Regions from separate parts of the Mus musculus genome. Here region 1 is linked to region 2. A link is a loop called in an ENCODE intact Hi-C map of the cell type or tissue named here. Cell type or tissue: heart. All regions are shown on one strand. Links, peaks and the distances in the headings refer to the core of each region. The heading gives the core; the rest is flanking DNA.

Region 1 (11,055 bases), core at 1,025-9,024, 85 kb after region 2:
GTTCATTAACTGGTGATGGAATTACTTACCTTTGGCTAAGAGAGGACAAGAGGCAGAGGCAACTTTAATTTTTAAAAAAAAAAAGGAACAAGAAGATACAGAATGTTCATTAGACATAAAAGAGAAATGTTCATACTTGATAAACTCTCACACAAACGTAACTCCAAGCCAAGAAGGTCCATGAAGTTAAAACTCAGAGCCTCATAAGGATAGATTGATTGCTACAGAAACACGCAGCTGAAAAGGACAAATGAATATGGGTTCCAGAGCTGTACAAACTCTCCTACCCTATACCCAGGGTCAAAGCTCTAGTCCTGGACAGCAAGAACTCATGTCCCTGGAATGAGGGCCCTAGACTATCAGGTCAGGGGCCATGTGATGCATCATGTATTTGTGTATGTTTAGAAGGCTATAGGGAACATCAGATGAGCTGATGAGTGGCAAGGAGAGTTGTAAACTGTAAAATAAATGCCCCACACTTTGTGCTTTGAATTATACATGCATTAGAGACTCTTGGTGTTTTCAAAGCAGCACAAGGTAAGATCCAGCTGGGTGTGTATTATACTATTTGAGTACAGACCATAGATTTTTGAGAAAGAAAATCAGCAGCATGTATACACTTATGGGCACGCCTAGCATGTGCAAGTGCTTATACATGTGCATCTGTATGTGTGCACAGGGGTTTGTATGTATGAGAATCTCCAGTCGTTTTAGCATGACCAGCCTCCACACAGTGTCTGGTTCCCACCAAGATGTATAACCTGGGCCATGAAATCAGTCAATCTGGCGCTATTGCCAGTTCTGTCAACTGACTAGCTCCATTATCTTGGGCTAAATAGGATCACCTTGTTTGACAAGAGTCCTGTCCCTGCTTGCTGAAGCTTTGAGTCTGTGGAGAACGCTGCTCTGAAGGGTTGGGGGAGGGGGAAGTTGAGTGGAACAACACTCAAGTACTCTAGCTGTGGGGAAGCCTGGATCCGGTGGCCACTGTTGGCAGAGCTAAAGGAGTGTTGTTCTTCCCTGCAGAATATAAAGGACTTCTGGAAGTGTCTTACATCCTTGGCACTATCTGAGGGCCTGCTATATCTCTGGGTAAAGAGCCATATCAGGAAAACATATCATCTATCATTACTAAGTTATTCCACAATTTGTTCATTCCCAAAGTCTTTTCCCTTAGCCTGGGCTAAGGGGCTGGCAGAATTAGAATCTCCGGAGATTTGGATGTTGTTGTCATTTAAGATAGAAAATAGATTTGTCAGTTGGTTTTAACTAAATAAAACTAATATCCTGGCCTTTGCTCTCCAGACAGTTACTGGCTGCAGACACAGAAATGCTCTGACTGCTGTAGAGCCAGTGGGCCCTTTAGGGGAGCTCCAGCCCTGTGGAAGCCAGACAACCAACTTGAAGCCATTTCCAAATTGTGGGTGGTGATCCATTTCAAGTTATGAAATGAATTTGATGATTCAAGGCCATCGTTTATTAAAACTAATTAGAATGACCCATTAGCCTACAGAGAAGGTGTATGTATTTGATTGTTTTGTTTTGTTTTGTTGAAATAGGTTCTCTTTTTCATCCAGGCTTGCCTGGAAATTGTGGTTCTCTTGTCTTAGCCTCCCCTTCCAAACACTGGGATTACAAACTCACCTCACCCTGATGCTTGACTCTTCAACAAAGACTACTTATCCAAAATATATGCAGTAGGAAAGAATCAGCTCTCCATAAAAATCAATAACCAAAGGACAAATAGCTCACTTAAAAATGGGCAAAAGACTTAGATGCTTCCAAAAAGAGAGTAGAAAAACAGCCCCCAAAGCCATGGACACATCACTATTCTTGAGAAATTGATACATGAGAACCACCATGAGATAACTGCTACCACTTCCACACTTCCATGAGAAAGGCTTGAATGGAAGAGGTGGAGTTTGCCCAGCATCTATGACCATGTAAAGCCACTGGAATATACTCACACTGGTTGGGTTGAATTAGTGTGCTGACTTCGAAACACTCTTCAGTTACCAACCATTCAGAACCTAGGAGTGCAAGTGTGTCCACTCTGTGGCGTGTACCCATGAAGTGTTCATATGGGTGCGTGTAATACAAAAATCACAAGCCGCACACAGGTGTGCCAAACACATGCCACGCCCAGCCTTGAATGGACAGATGCAGTCAGTCTCTTCCCACAGTGGGGCAGAACATTCAGCAGTGCTGATGACCCTGGAAACCGTAAAACTGAAAGACAGAGGCCAGGCACAGGGCTTTATAACCCCCCTTTATAAAGTACAAAAGCAGGCAAGACAAATACCTTAGCAGTCTAGGGAGTGATTACCCTTAGGGGAGGAGCTGGGGTTGGGGAGAGAATGGGAAAGGCTTCCAAAGTACTGATGTTGTTCTGGAGGATCTGTTTTGGGGTGCCTGCCTGCATCACTGGACCTGGCTCCCATGGGTGTTCTCACTTTTTGAAACTGCATCAAGCTGCTGAGTTCAGATGGGTTCCCTCCACTGTACTTAGATCACACTTTAATAAAAGCATGCATGTGACAATAATGGAGGACTCATGGTGGGTCATAAAGGTTGGCATTGTTCAGTAATGGGGCAGCCTGGTGCCTCTGCCGATGTATGTCTGCAGGGTTCGGGTGTCAGATGTCTTTCTTACTGTGAGTAACAGGCCATGAGTGAGAACCATCCACGTAATTAATGTAAGCTTCCACTTTTAGGTGAAGAACTTGATACCCAAAAAAGAATTAAGAGCTAGGGTAACACAGAGCGAGGTGACGGGCTCTAGGTTTCCAATCTCTGTGAATGGGGAGTATGTAGCCAGTTTTCACCAGATGGGCCTGGGTGGCATGGTGAGGCCAGATGGGTAGGCTGTTCAGTCTGGCACCTTTCTCAAGGGAGGATGTTCAAGATGGCAGGGGTAGTTTTGAGGGGGCATTTTCCCATCCCAGCCTGGCTCGGGCTCCCCAGGATCTCTCTCGCCTCCTTCCTGCCTCCTCTGTCTGAGTCTGTTCACCCCTGTACTCTATCAGTTTTCCATTTGTGTAGAACAGCCTTGGTGCCAAAGCCATGCAGTCATGCTGTAGAAGCTGGAAAACAGAAGGAAACAAATAGGACTACTGAGATCCAATAAAGCACACTTCCAACTAGTTTGTGGTTTTGTTCAAGAATTTTGGGCAACAGGAACCCTACTCTGAGCTTACAAAACCATTGGGCTTTCTGGTTAAGGATGAGTTTGTGCAAAGGTTCTGGGACCCTCCCAAAAAGGGTTCATTAACCACTTGCCAACCCCGCTAACCAGGATCACTCAATACAAGCTACCTGAGAGCTCTTTACTCTGGGCATGTGTCAACCTGCATAAATACAAGGGTAAGGTACAGTATAGAATCCCCAGGCTGATATAAAGGGGGCCAGAGAGGGTCTCAGAGATATTGAGCTGAAGCTAAAAACCAAGGATAAGGAATGTGCCTGCATAAGGTTGCTGGAGAATCACCATTGTCGTATTAGGAAGCTGCCTGCAGTCCCACGCAGGGAGAAGAGGCAGAAGAAATGGAGTGGGCAGAGCCACGTACTGATGGAACCTTCCTGGGTGATGAGGAAAACCTCACCAGAGACTTGTAAGGCAGGAAACGCCTGTCACCTAGGAGACAGGATAAAAGATGCAGGCAGATGCTGCTAGGAATGTTGGTACAGGTTTGAAATTATGTTCTACAGCACTCACTGGCTTAGGCCATCTTTAAAGGCCTGTGCTGGTGTAGGTCTGGCTGAAGGCCAGAGGTAGAAAGATGAGTAAGAGATTTCCCAGCATCACAGCCCTGCCAGGGACCCAATACTCAAAAACAGACACAATTTGATGTCATTAATATTCTAGAACAACTATCCTAAACTGTTTCTAGGATACATCAGTCCTGCAGGATAGTCTTTCATCTGTGTGTGTGTGTGTGTGTGTGTGTGTGTGTGTGTGTGTCTGTGTGTGTGTGTGCGTGTGTGTGTGTGTGCATGTACGTGTGACGTGTGCATGTAGAGGGTGTTGAATGATCTGAGATGCACCATGGATTGAATCCATTTGGGGAGGTGTGCACACTGCTAGCACGCTAAAGATACTAAGAAAACCTGCAGTGGGGATGTTAATGGTTTGGAGACAAAATTTTCTAATATCCTAAAATTGTCCTAACATCTCCATATTTCCTGTGAGGTCATCGAAGTCTGTTCCTCAGCTAGAGAAGCCCAATCGTGAGATGGGCCAGAGGCTTCTTAAAATAAGAGAACAGGGTTTCTCTGAGGAGGGAAATGTGGATATTATATAAGGTCCAGCCCACCCTGACCACTCATAAAATTGTCAATGGAGTGATGGCTAGTGCGTTGCCTTGCGGAGAAGAACTTAAAGCTCTCAGCAGAAGCATTGGCATTGTAGAGTTTCTCAGGGAACCTAATGCAGGGCCCCCGTACTTCCTCACCTGCCTCCTCTCTTCCAGCTACTTGGGAAAAGGCAAGATGCAGGAAAATAGTTAATCCAGGCGCGGTGATCTATGTCTGGAATCCCAGCCTTCCAGAGGCTCAGGCAGGGCGTCAGGAAGTTTAATGCCAGCCTGGACTACATTGGAAGACTCTGTCTCTGAACAAATAATAAAGGAAACTGGTTTTAGAACATGCATGCTGGAGCCAGACCATCTGAGTGTGAATTCGGTGCTGTTTCTCCTTTCCAGTTCCTTAGACAAGTTGTCCAGGTACCACACTTGCAAAGGCAGTGGCCAGCTCAGTACCCCCTGGGATGAAGTATGTTCACTTGTTTCCTAGAAGGCTCTAGCATGAAGCAAATATTGTAGTTGCACGAAAACCTTCCAGGGTGCCCTTTCCAACAACTCCTGGTAGTCCAAAGAATCTCCTACTTGGAGTAATGGAGTAAATGACCTGCAAATCCACTTTTCTCATCAGCGTCAGGAAGGGTTGGGTGCTCTTCCTTCCGTGACAATAGGCAGGACTGTTCCAAGTCAGGCTTAGGTTCCACTCCTGGTTTTCAGAGCTGAAGCAGCTGCCAAGGAGCGTGGTCCCAGGGACTTCAATGCATCTATTATTAATTTTCTGCAAGCAGCCGTTGGCTTCCCAGACAAGCTCCTGTCTGTAGATGACTGTAGCCCTCTCAGAGCGCTCCTGCCCTTAGTACTTCTCACAAGGCTCGAAGGAAACAGCCCTTCATGCCCCTGTGTCCCTGGGAAGGTGGATTGTAGTGTAAACAATGAATCAAAGGCCCAGGATGGTCATACTGAATCTGACCTACGAGGATAGGACGTCTTGTTTTTTCTTCACACCTCCTGCCTCATGCACGGTACACAGGCAGAGCTGTAGAGATCTCCTTGACAGCAAGATTCCATACCCTATTAATCAGAGGGCTGTGATGCCATCTACAGTGTGCCATGCATCCCGTCATCTCTCTCTCTCTCTCTCTCTCTCTCTCTCTCTCTCTCTCTCTCTCTGTGTGTGTGTGTGTGTGTGTGTGTGTGTGTGTGTGTAATGTCACCAGGAAACTCCAAGCAGCTGTCTTCCTTGTCGTCCAATCTACCCTCCCCAATCACTGAACTAAATCTTCCAATCTGCCCTCCCCAATCACTGAACTAAATCTGAACTGCTTCTTTGTGCACCCTCGGGCACACATTCCCTCTTCCAGTCGCTATCAAATCTCTCACTTCTCTGTTTGGCCTCTGATTTTGTTGTATCTGAATTATAAGCTCATGAGAGTAGGAGCCTGTTCATCTTCTAACGTCCTCAGCAATGTGAATCTCCTCCCAGCGACCACTGCAAGAGTGTAACTTACCCACCCCACCTCCTAGCTCAGCCCCCACCCTCTGCCTTCCTCTCTCTTTTGTTTCTTCCTTCCTGCCTTCTCCCCTTCCTCATTTCCTATATTTTTCTTAATTGCTTAACAAAGGAAGTTAGAGAGCACCTAGTCAAACAATTCTCTAGAGGAAACCATAGGCCCACTTAAAATAGGGAAAATACTGAACACCCAAGCTCTTAGCCTGGTCAGCAACCCACACTTTCTCTCTCCTAACATAAGAACAAAATTGGTTCTCCTGTGATAAAAGATTTAGACAACTTCAATCTATTCTTATAGCCTCCCCCTCCCCCAGAACAAAATGATGCCAAGTGCCTGACATATACACGTTCAGCCAAAACGAGCAAGGTACTACCCTCATTTGTAGATGCGGGATGTGGTCCCAGTTAGCCCAGAAACTTACCCATGCTGGACACACCAGCGTCTAACAGATCCAGAGTCCATGAGAGTTTACACACTCCAGTCTCTGCATGGCTACCTTCTACCTCCCAGGGGCCCGTGTTCCAACCCAGCATCTCCTCAGACAACCTTTGAGCCCACTGTAGCTGCATGTGCCAAAGATAGGCCATTGGGTTTTAATTGACACCACTTGGTCATAAGCACAGGCCCTCATTCCTGAGGTTTCCTGACAGTGCAAGCGTGTGTTGCTCATTAGAAAGCACCACATCTGTGCAGCACCAGGGATGAGCCTGCTGCCCCACAAAGTGTCCTCATGGCTAAAATGAAGTTCTCCATGACCTGAAGTACCAAGTCCCCAATCCTGTCCACACAGGCTGGGTCTTCCTTCTCAAATGTCAGGAATTTCTTCCAAGGAAATCCTAGAGCACCCGGGGAAAGAGGCCAGGCTCTATGCATCTCATGTAGACCTTTACAGTCTCTAGTCTCCCCTGTGTTCCCAGAACATGACATTTTGACTTTCACTTTGGAATGAGGTTGGGCTTATTTTAAACAATAATGGAACTGGAATGGAAGACAGGGAGGCTAAACTCTCACCCCCAACTCCCTTAAGAATTTACTGGGTAGATCACATGGGCTCTCAAAGACTGTCTCCATCTTTAAAATGTATATTTTAGATGCTACAATCTCTTCTACCTTGACAAGGATAACTAAAAAATTCTAACTTGGGAGCCCTGCTTCCTGAACTTAAATCCCAGCTCTGACCCTGCTAGTGTGCAACATGGATCAAGCTATATGAGTTCTCCCTGGCTCCAGGTGATTATCAGTATAATGAGATGATAGTAATGGCCATCTCATAGATTTTTTCTTGGGATGGCATGTAACTCTAGATGGATGCCCAACCCACAGCACATTTGTTGACTGTGGCTGGTGTCATCATGAATCCACAGTGTATGACTTTATACTTTTGTTTGCCAATGCAGATCCACAGTCTCCTAGCTTCTATTTCCTTTCCTTTCACTGCTTCAGGAAATACAGGACAGAAAGCTGTTATAAATCTAGAGATGATTGGAGTGAATGTGTGCAGATCATAATAGCTCCCGAGTACATTGTACAAGGCAGTGACATATATAGACAGTGTTTAGAGAAATAGTGTACAGATTCCCAAATCACGCCAGTACCAGTGTGTCTCTCAGTTAGAAACCTCCAATCTAGATTATTGTTTTTTCTTCCAGTTTGATTCACGCATACAATAGGTGCCAAGTCAGTGTTTAAATAGACAGGTATATGTATGTTTGTATGGGTGGATGGATTCACAGATGAGTAGATGGATGACGGGTGGGTGGGTGGGTGGGTAGATGGATAAATCCACTTTATATTTGCTTCTTCATTTATCTTAAGCAGAGTAGTGTGTGTGTGTGTGTGTGTGTGTGTGTGTGTGTGTGTGTGTGTATTTTCAGAGAAAGCTCCAGCTATTTCTCTTGTAGGGAGGTAGATGGCCATAGCTGTGTGTTTGCACATTCCCCCATCTTTTAGCATATAAAATCATTTTTCAAGTCTTTTCAGCTGTCCACCTTTGACAACAGATATGCACTTCTCTGTTTCTCCTGTGCCTTCCTCTTCCAACAATGAAGGGCTTATGCTGGGATTATTGCTTGTGGCTGCCTCTTTCCGAAGGTCCCAAAGCTTGGTCTGGCTTTTATCAATGGTATTGATGGAGGATGGGGTCTCAGACAGTTGGATTCAGGGAGTGGTGCTGTGGCCTGGTGCCAGCTGAATATGTCAGGCTAAGATGGGTAATTCAGGTCTGCTCTGGATATAGGCAGCTTGGTTACCTGTTATCCAGCTGTTAGCAGCTGTTGCCTTAGAAGTCATCAAGCTGTTTTCCCAGAGTTTGCTGCAGGCCTAGAGAATGGTGGGGATCGGGAGGGGATGGGCTGGCCATGGCATAGTGGCATACAGCTATTCTCTGAGTGTGAAGAACCTTGTCCCACAGGGCAAAGGGCTGCTCTCGCCACTGCCTCTTAGAGCTCCAACTCCCTAATGAGATTAAAATGCCAGCATCCTGCCTCTGTGCACACTTAGGAACGCATTGGCTTGAGAGGCTTAATGAGTGTTAGTCAGGAATCTAAGTGAGGTCTGGGCAGGCGCCTGGCTGATGCTTCGTTGATTAGAATACTCAATGTGCTGCCCTTTGAAAGCCAGCAATTGCCGGAGACCAGGCTCTGTGCTCTGTTTAAAGAATTCCTTAGTAACCCTACATTCCCACAGCTTACAGACCCCTTTAAGTGCCCAGTGATCTGGCATAGGTTGATTGGGACAAGAAAATGGGTAACAAAGACAAAACTGATGGTCGTTATCACAACAGTAAAGAGTGGCTTTCAAACCTGGCACCCACCAGGAACACTTAGGATTGGTTCATCTGTTTCTTGGGAGATATTTCCTTCTTTTTTAGAGATGGGGTCTCATGTAGTCTAAGATGACCTCAAACTTGCTGTAAAGCCAAGATGCCATTAAACTCACGAACCCCCCTGCTTCTGCCTCCCAAGCTGATAGAGGTAGGCATAAGCCACCAAGCTCAGGTTATGCTGTGCTGGAAACTGAACCCAGGATTTCATGCATGCTAAGCAAGCACTCTACCAACTGAGCCACACCCCTGACCCCTTGGATGATACTGTCATGGTTCTCTTTCTCTAGACCCAGAGACATGGGAATCTATCTGCTTATTAAAGGTGCTGTGGGGTGCCCATGTCCTGGCTGAGCCCCAACACTGGGAACTGTTGTTCAGCCATCTTAGTGCCAGAACTGGATTCTCGAACCACAGTGCTGCCACTTCCTAATTTGTACATCCTTGCACCTGCTGTTTAGCCTCTGGGCCTCAGTTTTAGCATCTCTAAAATGGGATTGGACAAAATGATAGCACTGCTATAGCAAACAATACAGAAGCTGAAATTGACAATAGAGTTACAACATGATCCAGCAACTCTGCTTCTGAGCATACATCTGAAGGGAAAACAAACAAACAAACAAACAAACAGGAGCTCGAGGAGATAACCTGTGCACACTCATTCCTAGAACCATTCCCACATCCAGAGGTAGACCACATTAAGTGCCTGCTAACAGATGAATGGTCATGGCAGTTCTCTACTACGGAATGTTATTAAACTTTTAAAAAGTAGGTTCACATATTCCACCATGGAAGGAGCTTGATGACATGATATAAGTGAAGTAAGATGCATATCATGAATCCATTCTTATGAGGAACTAAGATGGCCAGATCTGTAGGTGGTTGTTGGCAGCTGGAGGGAGGGAGAGTGGGATTTTAATTATCTCACAAGTTCAGAGTTCCATCTGTGTAAGCTGCAGGGGTCCTGGAGCAGGATGGGTGTAACGGAAGGACAGCCGATTGTATTTTAGTGCCAGAGCTAGACCCTTGCAAACGACCAACAAAATAATTGTATGCTCTAGGGCACAGTGTCTCTGCTTTCCATCTTGCTGTAGGAGAGCTGGGATTACAGACGTGAGTCACCACATCCAGCTTTTAGATTTTTTTTAAATTTTATTTTATGTATATGTATGGGAGTGTTTTGCTTCCGCGTGTGTCTGTGCACCACATGCTTGCCTGCTGCCCGGGGAGACAGACCAAGAGTGTCAGAACTCCTCAAACTGATCTTGAGATGCTGCATGCGTGTTGAGAACCAAACTAGCTTCTCTGAAAAGTAGTCAGTGCTCTTAACTGCGGAGCTATCTCTCCAGCCCCCACACTTAGCTTTCTATGAGTTCCAAGAATCAAACTCAGGTCTCCAGATTTGCACACCAAGTGCCTTTACCAGATAAACCATCTCACTAATTGCATAGCTAGATTTTTTTTTAAAGTTCGACATATAGTATCTGCCCTCCAGAATCCCTTTAAGGAAAGTATCCAATAGCATCTGCAAATGGCTTAGCACAGCTTCTGACACAGCACCTGTATTTAAACATCCCTTTGTCTTCTCTCCATCATTTTTCAAGTATTTTCAAAACCATGTTTAACCTAGGGTCTTTATATGTATGTTCTTATCTCCAGGAATGTGTCTAGAGGGAGCAAGGAAGGGGACACACATTTGTGGAGAAAGAACACAAATACTTTTGTGGGGGGTTGAATGTAATTGGTCGATAGGCCCAGAGGGAGTGGCACTATTAGGAATGGAGGCCTACTGGAGGAAGTGTGATACTATGGAGGCAGGCTTTGAGATCTCTTATGCTCAAGCCATGCCCAGAGTGGCACACAGTCTCCTTCTGCTGCCTTAAGATCAAGGTGTAGAACTCTTAGCTCCTTCTTCAGCACCATGCCTATCTGCATTGCCACCATAAGGATAATGGACTGAACCTGTAAGCCAGCCCCAATGAAATGTTTTCCTTATAAGAGTTGCTGTGGTCATGGCATTTCTTTGCAGCAATAAAACCCTAACTAAGAACGTGCGTACCTATATGAGGTTTAAGTTCAGAGATGTCTCATAGTCACAAAATGAAGGCAAGGCCCATCAAGGCTTTCCTCAACTCACCCTTCTGAGTGGCTTTTGGCCTGCGGATGGCTAAGGAACATGGCTTCCACTCTTCAAAGAGAGCCTGCAAAACGTCACACTTGCCAGTTGGCTTTCATTTGAGGAGGTGGGAAAGTATACTGAGTATCTTCCCAGGAGTCCTTTGCGAATTCTTGATTGAGTCCAAGTCTTGTCTGGCGTTCACCATACAAACATGCTTCATGTTCATGCTTCTATTAGGCTAGACCCAGTGATACTCACAGCATCAAAAAAATCAGCCTATCCCAGAGACTGGGATTGTCTGTCACT
Region 2 (11,055 bases), core at 1,052-9,051:
CTGTCTCTCTGTCTCTCTCCTTGTCTCTGTCTCTGTCTGTCTGTCTGTCTGTCTCTCTCTCTCTCTCTCTCTCTCTCTCTCTCTCACACACACACACACACACACACACACACACACACACACAATGGGATTACTTTGAAAAAGCTCCAGGTTTAGAGAACTCAACAACAGATGAGAGAAGCCCAGTACCGACTCTCGCTTGTGTGGGGACAAGTTTCCCTCTGCCCCTTTCTAGTCCTGTATGTAACCCTGGGTGCATGACGTATTCTCTCTGAATCTGAGTTCCCATAGAAATCCAGTCCAGGAAACAGTTATCACAAAATGGCAGTGCTGGGAGCTTTCTGGCATGGCTGTCTTAGGTGGATTGGTCTATCAGCCATGCTGCCGACAACTATTCTGAAGTCTTATTAGACTTCTCTCTCTTGACTTTTAAGTGACTTGCAACATTTGGATGACATCCATAACAGGGAAGTGTTGAGCATCCCAAAACCCCATGCTTATTTCTTGGTTATCTGTGCAATATGGCCCATTTGGTCCTCAAAGCAACCCCATGAGATGTACTTTACTCTTACCTCCATCTTAAAGATGGAGAAACTGTACAAAGATAGTCCAGAGTGTGCCTCAGCCAAAGTCTACCATGGCAGAGACAGGAATGGAACTGAGCAGTCTGCTCTCAGAAAACTTGGCTACCATGGCTTTCTGCATCTGGATACAGCCTTGTATCTGACCTGCCTTTGACAATTGTCCTATGATAGCATTTTCACTGCTCACATGCTCCCTGCACTAATCACAAACTCTTACATTTACAAAGTCAGAAATTGAGAGCCATGAAGAGACTTAGTCATAGTCAATAGGATACCTTAGCCCAGAGCCTAGTCCATTCTCTTTATTCCTCAGGAACACTGAGGCTCAGTTTCTGCATTCTTGGGAATTGAGATAAGGATGCTTAGCTCAGAAGGGACGCAAAGCACTTAGAAAGGGACCCAGGAACAGTACCTGCTAAGTGGATGTCACTTGCAAGTTATTGCATTTGATACTATCAAATGACATTTGCTTCCTTTGTCTGTCTTGAACACAGAGACTCTGAGATGTCTGAGTCCTTCCTATGCACCCTTACAGCAAAATTAATTGGTGCCAGATGTGCCGGAAAGCACAAGGGTGAAAGTCACTGCACCCAGGTCTATCTACATCTGTGCATGACAGCATCTCCCTCAAATGATACTTGGTTACATGAAATGAGCCTGTGTATTTTGAAAGTGTCTGATTTAGAACTTGCAACAGCAAATATGATTTCCTTCCCCTTCTCTGGTTGTGTTTTTCATGGAACAGAGCCATATATTTTTCTTTCTTTCTTTTTTCTTTTTATGGAAAGCAGACATTGAAAGACATTCTGCTGTAGCTTTTCAGTGGGACATTTCAAGGCAGGTCTGCTGAGGAAGTGTTAACTGAGCACTTCCTATGAGCACAAGGTTGTGTGGATTGCACAAGAAACACAAAACACGACCTTATGACTCAGTGGGATCAGGTCCTGATGGAGGTATAGCTGCCACACAGACAGACAGAAGGCTAGAACCCCCACAGACCACCGGACAGCTCCTAACTCTTCAGGTCTGCATTAGACAGGGCTCTGCAGAGACTCAGAACCAAGAGGCTAGTAGATTAAAGGAAGAGAAGTATAAAGAGATTACTCGTGTAATTAATGGAAGTGAAAAGTCTCACCAGCTGCCAGCAGGCACAGAGAAACCAGTAGTGTTGACACCAGCCAAGCCCAAAGGCCTATGAACTCACAGCATGCACATCCCAGAAGAGATTAGTGGCCAGCAGCCAAAAAGATGGTTCTCCCAGCTTAAGCTCCTTGCTTCCCCTCTATTCAGACCCTCAAGGACTGGCCAATGCCCACTCATACCAAGTGCTCCATCTTGACTCAGTCTACAGAGTCTCCTCCACAAAACACCTTTGCCTTCATCCCCAGAACCACTTAGCTAGACATCTAGTAGATCGGTCAAATCAATTCATAAAATCAGGCATTCATATCCAGTTCCAGGCCAGGGACAGCTTTCTAGGAAGTATTTGCTTGCAAGTAGGTTGAACAATCCAATCCAGATGACACTCCTAAACTGTTAGCTGCATATTAATCTGCAGGGACTAATATCATAACATAATTAGTGTAGCAGTGTTCCCAACTTAATTGAAAATGCTGCATATGAGGGGCAGTTAATGAGAAATGCAAGGTTTGATGATTCAGAACTGCAGAGACTTGGCGGTGTAGCGGGTGTAGCTGGGAAGTGTTGGATTTATTTCCTTTTGCTATTCTCTTTGTACATCTGGACAGGAAGGGTCTGAAAGGAGTTGCTAACAGTATGTATGGTGAGCGAGCTTTGATTATCTGGATGTCCCTCAGCTATTTGGAACACAGCAGAGAGCCAGCCAAGCAGGAAGCAAAAAAAAAAAAAAAGCCTCTGCACCGACAAAACACATTTTAATTTGTTCATACAACAGTCTTTTCACAATTCTGATAAGAAATCCTCTCAGCCCGCCCCATCAAAATTAATGTTTACATTATCCACAATGTTAGTACGCCAGGTGATCTGATTTCTGAGTCCTTAGCAGAGCAGCAGCTGCACCTCCCAGCAGGGTGGAGGCACCTACAGGGATGCTTGGCTCTGCATCTCCATCCAGTCTCAGGAGGGCTTTAAGGCACAAGGTTATATTTTGGGTATAGGGAAAACAAAGATGTAAGAATCTCCGCTCATATGTCGTCTGTGGGAAGGGAAGACATGATTTAATCTCGTTCTGGCTAGTTTAAACAGAAAAGGATTTAAAGGAGACTATTGGGGAACTTACACATTTTCTTAAAATAAAAACACTTAAAATGTTTTTATTTGTTAACGTATTTCTTTAACTATGTATGTACGAATGTATGTATGTATGTGGGAGGGGGCACTTGTGCCATGGTATGCATTTGGAGACCAGAGAAAAACTTGTAGGCGTCACCTCTCTCCATCTGTCTTGTATATCCTGGGAATCAAACTCAGGTGATCAGACTTGGCAGCAAATGTCCCTGCCTACTGAACCATCTCGTTGGTTGGCTCTTTGTGGGTTGTCTTGTTTTATTTTGCTTGTTTTAACTTGACCACTTTCAAGGAATGGCAGGGCCGAAGATTGGCTACCACAGGACAGGAAGCCCCCCGCATGGCACAATATCCCTCTTGCCCTAAGTCTTTGACATTTAAATTGGAGAACCCAAACCGTGAAGTTTCAGATGAGTGGTTATCTCTACCAGTGTGCTGGAGGGAAGGTCCCTGAGAGCAATATCCAGCTATAATGACAGCATCTATCCTGAGCTATCTGGTGGGAGGAATCTGTAGTTTCCCATGTCCAGACTGTTTGGAATACACAGGAAGTTGAGGTGGATGTAAAAAGAGTAAGTAATGTCTACTACAAATGTGGTCATGAGATGAGAGTTCAATGGCCAAGTCCTATTGAAGTTTCATTCCAGGACTGACCTGCTGTTGGACAGGAATACAGTGAAGGGGACACAAAATAACATCTGAGTGCTAGTAGTCAGGGAGGAACTCACAGCATGAGCAGAGTAAACAGAAACATCAAAGATGCAAGAAGGAGGACGAGTCCATTTAAGAGTGACTTATGTTACAGAGGCATCACTGTCGAACGCATGAAGGGAAGAGCTGGACAACAGCTAGAGTGGAGATGTACTTAGGACACTTGGTGGAGGGCAGACAGCTCCACAAAGCTGTTGAAGATGTTCTGAGATTACCATGTGAATTTCCCCTTGCTTGTAGCTCCAGCACCCAGCTGTACAAGAGTTTGTTGCTACAGCCTTTACTCTGCCATGTTCTCAGGTGATAGAAGGGTTGTGGGAGTACCATAGCCCTGATTCATACTCCTAGAGTAGCAACCAGGGATCTGGATACCAGGAACCCCAAGCATTCTTCTCACAAGGGCAAGTTACCCCAAAGAGAACTGCAGACACTCTCTGAAGATTGCCTCTTGGCTTAGAACAACAGCAGCAGCCTCCTCCCCAGTGTTCAGTGACATACAGAGATGGGTGTGGACCTGGGGACATTGGGGATCATGGCAGTAATGTGAACAGGTAATCAAGTTCAGCTTTGGGATTTTTCTCTGGGGATGGGGAGGAAGAAACAAAGTCTCCCGTTATATCCCAGGCTAGCCTGAACCTCACTGTTAGTGCAGAGTGGTCTTGAAGTCAAGGTCCTTTTTGCCTCTTTCTCCTAAGTGCTGGGGCTACATGTATGTGACATCACAACCTGACTCATCCTTATAAGAAGTTTTCATTCTTATCTTGAAATTTAGACAGATCTCTGCAAGCTAAATGAAAGTGTGGGGAATAGTCTGGAAGGAGGTAATTGGCCAGAGGGAAAGGTCATTTCCAAAGATCCACAAGCGGATTATTTAACATACCATTCTAATATGTATTTGCACATTTGCATATTCATTTATATTTACATGTTTATGCATCTGTATCTGTGTAGAGGCTGCCATTAAGACTGCTTTCTCCAGCCTCCACTCCCAGGGCTCTGTTCTGTTTTCTTTGCCCTTCCATACTTTGCTGACCTGAGCTCCCCTGGGTCAGTCATAGCCATGGGCAATGTCACGGTCACTGATCTAGGCTTCCAGCTTCATCACCACAGGTCCCCACCTCAAGTCAGGTAACAAGAACGGAGAGAACCACAGCAGGAACCTGACTGTCTTCAGCTCCTCATACTTCATGTTATTCACATTGTCCTTTATAGGAGGGACACTTTGGCCTCAGGTGTTTAGCAAGAATGATTGTGGGGAACATTGTCTAGAGCTTCCAGTCTCCTCTTGATATTGTGATAAGCCCATGACTTCAATGAGCCTTCTATAAGTATGTGTAAATGTGCTGTGTGTTTGTGTATACATATTTGTGTGTGTATTCCTTCTCCTGTGGGTGCACATTCGTTGAGTGTGTAGGCCAGGGATCAATGTCAGGTGCCTTCCTCTATTGCTCTCCAGCTGATTTTCCAGCATCTCTCACTGCACCTGGAACTCATCAATTTGGCTAGGCTGGCTAGTTAATGAGCCCCAGGATCCAGCCTGTCTCCATCACCGCTCCCAGCAACGGGGTAGCAGACGTGTGTGCGGTATCCAGGTTTTATATGACTGCTGGGGATCCAAACTCAGGTCCCCACGCTTGTGCAGGAGGTGCTTTATCCAGTGAGTTATCTCCCCAATCTTATCTCTAGAAATCTCAAAGTTACATCGAGTGCTGCTATCTTGCCTAGCCAGTCCTCCTGGCCAGCTGCCCAGAAGAGATCAGGGAGAGCCAACCACATGCTCCGCCAGCAGGGAGGCAGGAAGCAGGCCCACTGTTTCCTAAGGGAAGCACAAGCTTTGGGAAATAAGCAAGCCTCCATTCCCACACAGCAATTATGTGCACAATTACATTTCCAGCAGGTGTCACTTAAGAGGGTGAAACCCATTAACTGTTCAAATGAGAAAGCAGAAAGGAGTCTCCGAGAACACCCAGGCAAGGTATACTCTGCAACCTAGAGAGGGGACACTCTCGGGCTTCCACCACGTGTTCCCCCACTCAATCTGAATACTATACTGTGTATCGAAGTACACGGGCCTGATGCAAACTAGTGTAGAAATAAAACTTGGCCAGAAGGACAGCCATGATGCTTGGGCATGTGTGCACACCAACTAGGGAATGAGTATGGATAGCATTGGATGCCTCCCTTCAAGTCCCGAGAGGCATCCAAGTCTCTTCATAGCCCGCATCCTCCTCCTTCTCCTCTTCTTCCTCCTTCTCCTCCTCTTCCTCCTCCTCCTCCTCTCTTTTTGAGGGCATCAAGCACACAGGAAATAACCTATAAGTCCATGGAAGACATTTTTATAGCAATTTTCTCCATATTGCTTAAATGATGAACTAGATGTTTTGTAGGAACATCTAAGGAGAGAGAGAGACTTCCAGGCCTGCACGAACTTGCTTAAGTTGACATTTGCCCTGGAAAGTGACTATGATTGCCCTCATTAACAGATGAAGAGACAGAAGAAAGGAGAAGGATCTCACCCCAGTATGCTTGCTTGTTAATGAACTGCAGACCTTGGATTGAACCCAGGCCTGTCTGACTCCAGTGTGTTCTTTGCACTACACTGAGCAGCCTAAGTTGGGACTTCATTACAGAAGTGAAGCAGATGCTCCCTGGTGACGTCATACAGGAGGGGAGTTCAAGGACCAGAGCTTCTTCTGTCCTACTCACTAGACGGCCTCAGGGCCTAGATGAGACAGAAGGAACTTCCATTTTCTCTGCTCAGGTCAGCCTAGCTTTGATGGTCAAGGAACTGAAAGCTGGAAATGGGGTAAGAAAATGTCCTGGGCACAGCTGGCAGGCTTGCTTCCTTTCTGACAAAGCCCAGTTCACAACCTCCTTTCTTCAGTCATACTGCCATTAATATGAAGTGGCACAATTGGGTCTATGCCTTGCCAAGCAACAGTAGTTTCTGCACTGTCTAAAATGAAGAGACTGCCTCCTTGTCCAATCTCTCAGCCTTTTATACCATCACTTACAGGTTCTGACAAGTCCATGTTCTAGTGTGACTATAACCCTTCTGTATTAGTCAGGGTTCTTTAGAGGAACAGAAGTGATAAAGTGTGTGTGTGTGTGTGTGTGTGTGTGTGTCTGTCTGTCTGTCTTTGAAGGGAATTTATTAGAGTGGTTTACAGGCTGTGGTCCAGCTAGTCCAAGAGTGGCTGTCTACCAATGGAAAATCCAAGAATCCAGTAGTTGTTCAATCCACAAGGTGGGATGTCTCAACTGGTCCTCAGTCAGTATATTCTCGGGGGCTGGAATCCTGAAGAGGTAGGCTCTCCGTCCAGCAAAGGAATGATTTTGCCAGCCAGAGTAAGGACAAGCAGGCAAAGAGCAAAAGCATCCTTCTTCTGTGTCCTTTACATAGTCCATCACCAGAAGGGATGGCCCAGATTAAAGGTGGATCTTCCCACCTCAAAAGATCTGGAGTAAGAGTGGCTCTTCCCACTTCAAATGATTTAATTATGAAAACAGTTCCTCACAGGTGTGCCCAGCTGCTTGGCTGCTCGGGTTTTAGTTAATTCCAGATGTAGTCAGGTTGACACCAAGGACTGCCATCACTGCCCCAAGCCCCTTCCTCTGCTGTCATCTATCCTTTGACACAAGTCTCTCTTGGGTCATTTTTATTGCTTCCTGTGATACAGTTGAGGGTGAACTTTGTAAACATTTCATTGTATCCATTCAGCCAGTCATTCAACCTTCCATTCACCCAAGACATAATTACAGGGTGTGAAGATTTACTACGAGGTAGAGTTCATGACTGATTTGAGATGGATACAAAATTCATTAAGAAGTCCGGTCTCCATGTTGGAGAGCTAGATCACCACAAAAGGCTACAGGTGAAGGGCAGCCAATGAACAGGCCCCATTCTTCCTGGCAGCCTCTTCTCGGGGAGATGGTTTGACATCTAGGGCACTGTGCACTTACAGAGTTTTGCCTAGCACTATATCTTTGGGCAGCTACCAATATTTGGTTGGGAACCCCACCAGTTTCATACTGCAAGAACAGAGACCAAACCAAGAAGTGCCCTTTTCTACAGGCCTAGAGTAGCCCTGTAGACTATGGGAGGGAACACCCAGGGCAGAGATCTTTCCCTTTCTGGTTCCCTGGTCTTATCCAAGCTCCTGAAATCTGCTCTTCAGGTTCTACCCTCCAAGCAGATCAACCGATCAAGCCTCCTTTCTGGCTGACTAACTTTCATCTGATCAACAATTTTATTCTCCCAAGAACTGCTACTCACAGGAGAGCTGAATCTCACTCAGAGAAATCCATCTTTAGACTCTCACTGTGGCCAACACTGTGTGTCTGGAATGCTGGCACTCTTCTCTGGAGCTGGGTCAGTCTGTGTGTGAAGAGACGGTCATATGGGATGCACATGAGCCACCTCTGTCTCCTGTGGCTGCTGAGAGCCAGGAACTTGTAGATCATCAACAGGCCAGCTGTCACCTCCTGATCTTCCAGTCAGCTAGAGGAAATGGGAAAAGCCCTCCAGCTGTCCTTTCTGAAGGCAGATGGTGGCCTTGTATTTGGAGCTCGGGCTCAGGGTGGGAGTCATCTGTCATTTGCAAGGGGTTCTTCATCTGAAGAGTCTACTCCAGCTTACGGCCTGGTCCTATCTTCTCACATGCCACATCAGGGTCTCTCTCCAGCTTCTCTTTGGGGTCCTATTCATGCATTCACTATATCTGATAAGGCAAGTATACAGAAGGTGCCCAATAAGTATGCTTTTTAACTAGCTGCCTCCAAATAGATTGTGACTTTTCTATCTATGAATCTGCAGCCATTTGAAGTTGAGTTCAAATTTGGAAGTAAGATGACTACTTTAGATATGGTGCTATTTTGCTTTGCCCTGATTTTCATTTATTTGGTTAGTAGAAAAGCTGAGCATTTCCCCACATGTTTATCCACTCAACATACTAGTTGTGTAGTTGGCCTCCTGCCCAATTTATTTATTTCCCTCACATTGAACCTTTGCTGAGTGGGTATTAACCTTAATCTACGTTACATCCTACAGGTGCAAGTTTTTCAATCCGATGTCCTTTTTACTTATTTTCTTTATTCTCTGTTGCACAGAATTACGGAGTACAGTTAATTTCCATTCATATTAAGTTGTATCATCAGTGCCGCACAATCTACACTGAATGTTGGAAGTGAGTCTCCTCAGGCAGCACACACTCTTCCTGCCCCAGCAAGCTGGGTGAGCCGAGCAGGTTGAAAAGGGCCACAGAAGTGTTTCCAAAGGCAAACACTTTGTTCCTTATGTCATCGACCCACTGGCTCCTGCACGCACGCGTGTTGCTCTTAGTTAAAAGGCCAGCCACTTGTGTTAACAGCTCTACTTGATCTTGATGGAGCTCCCCCTCTCTCCACCTCCTGAGTACTGTTTTCCTTAATCAAATGTCACAGGATCAGAAAACATGAATGGAGGGTCATTGCGTTGCTGATGAGGACCAAAAGTCCTTTCCGCTTTGGTTGGGCTTCCCTATGAAACATATGCTGTTGTGCTTGGATCCCCAGGTCTTCTCAGCAGCCCTCTGGCACAGGAGTGGAGGGTTATCTTCCTACAGTATCTGGTGTGGAAAATGAGGCTCAAGGGCTTGGCTCTGTTCCCTACCAGTCAGGCAAAGGCCAGACCTTCCCCCTCTGATGTCAGAACTGATGTTTGTTTTGCCTAACAAGTTCCTACTATCTGGACATGGAAGTAAGCAGTGTTTTGGTCCTAAACTCAGCTCTAGAAGGAAAATGATCTCCCAACCGCTAGAAGTTGCTAGATTAAATGTCTGGTGACAGTCTCACCTGGGTGCTCCTGCAGGGAGAGCAAGGTGATGTCCAAAAAAAGAAAGAAAGAAAAAAAGAAAAAAGAAATAAAGAAAGAAGGAAGGAAGGGAGGAAAGAGCAACTGGTGATATCCAGCATGCTGTGGAAAATCTGCAAGAAGTGATTTAACTGGCAGCTTTGCAATCAACTTCTTTTGCTAAACAGGATCTGTTCTTTTCCAGAACTTCATTATCCAGCAGAGGAAACAGGCAAGCCCAGACCACTCTTAAAAAATGTGGGAAATGCATCAGGCGCTCATGCATTCATTCAGCAGATACTAAGAATTATTTGCTATCTAATGTCCCAGTGTAAAATAATATGAATTATTCTTAACCCCGTCTAGCTTCAAATGGATGAGACTCAAACTGTGATTTATTTATTAAGCTCTGTGCAATTATTGTGGGATGACCCCTAATCTAACTTTCTAATGCTAGACTGGCTAATTCCCCAATTGTGCTCCCCAAATACTTGCTGTTAGAATTTTCCTACGTTATTTCTGCTCCAGCAGTCTGGTGACCTGGACGAGAATTTTACTTGGGCACATGCTGCTGGCCCATCATGACTAATAGAGACCTCTTATTTATCCATCTTCTCCTTTGTGTTCTTGTTCTCTCTCTCTCTCTCTCTCTCTCTCTCTCTCTCTCTCTCTCTCTTCCCCTTCCTCTCTCTCTTTCTCTTTCTCTTTCTCTTTCTCTTTCTCTTTCTCTTTCTCTTTCCCCTTCCCTCCCTCCCTCCCTAGCTCCCTCCTTTCTCCATCCCCTTATGGTCTCTACTTGTGAACCCCAGGCTGGTAATTCAAACTCTACCTCATTCTATTCTACCCAGTAATTAATTATAGCCATTTTTTTAACCAATGGTTTTAAATTGAGGAGTAAGGTTTGCATAACAAAGGCGTAGGTGAGAATTTGCTCCTCTTGGCATAACCAGATCCTGGAGTACAGAATTTAGCATAGAAATTCAAGCAGCACCAGACCAACCCCCAACATCCCAGTAAACACAGCAGACCAAAATCAGGAAGCTTGCAGCAGGGAAGGCCAAAAAAATTAATAACCATTGTGGTCCACACACTGGAGCCTTGGGGTGGCAGTCAGAGTCTCAGTCTTAGAGAAGCACCCTCCATGCAGCACAGAGAAACAGGGATTAAGTTCTGCTCTCAAAATGAGGGGTTTTGTGCTATCCTATGACTCTCAATGGGGGCTCAATCCAGGCAGTCAGCAAGAGGATGCATTGCTTGGTGAAGAAAAGAGTAACAGCATAAGAGTGAAGGTCTGAAAGATGTGGGAACTTGATAGCAAGGCTAGAGAAAAGTGTCGAAAAATTCAAGACTCTGTATGGCAGACTGTGAGGGTTTGGTGGCATCCACAAGGACAAGGACACCAGGGCCATATGCTGCCATGACCATGTGCATACCATTGCTGTGAGTCATTATTATGTGAGGGATATTAGCCAGTGGCCTGAGCAAGGGTTCTGACATACTCCTGTAGTAACATTAAGACACATAAGAGCATATGTAAGAGTCAGACACCCCTCCTGATCTTCTAACCTCAAAGAACATCCTAAACGGTGTCCAATAGTGAATGCATTAGTTCCTGCTTTCTTGCTGCTATGAAGCATCCTAGTTAGGGTTAGTATTGCTGTG

What was found. Peaks named below come from ENCODE experiments on the same cell type or tissue, not always from the same donor. Only the 100,000 strongest peaks of a DNase experiment are listed, where the experiment ranks them.
Region 1: it touches region 2 in a loop (3-fold over the local background); 2 of 42 quality-filtered maps call a loop at or near these places.

Annotation. Positions count from the first base shown.
Region 1 is chr7:96,497,426-96,508,480 of GRCm38, forward strand. The region is part of intron 4 of Tenm4 (teneurin transmembrane protein 4); the gene reads left to right. Among named protein-coding and RNA genes, the nearest start is that of Gm15412, 160 kb to the left of the region's middle. In heart, for the core only: no CTCF peak of the experiment used is centred there; no DNase peak of the experiment used is centred there; H3K27me3 peaks cover 2,565 bases.
Region 2 is chr7:96,412,224-96,423,278 of GRCm38, forward strand. The region is part of intron 2 of Tenm4 (teneurin transmembrane protein 4); the gene reads left to right. Among named protein-coding and RNA genes, the nearest start is that of Gm15412, 76 kb to the left of the region's middle. In heart, for the core only: no CTCF peak of the experiment used is centred there; a DNase peak (open chromatin) is centred at 5,328; H3K27ac peaks cover 277 bases; H3K27me3 peaks cover 5,551 bases.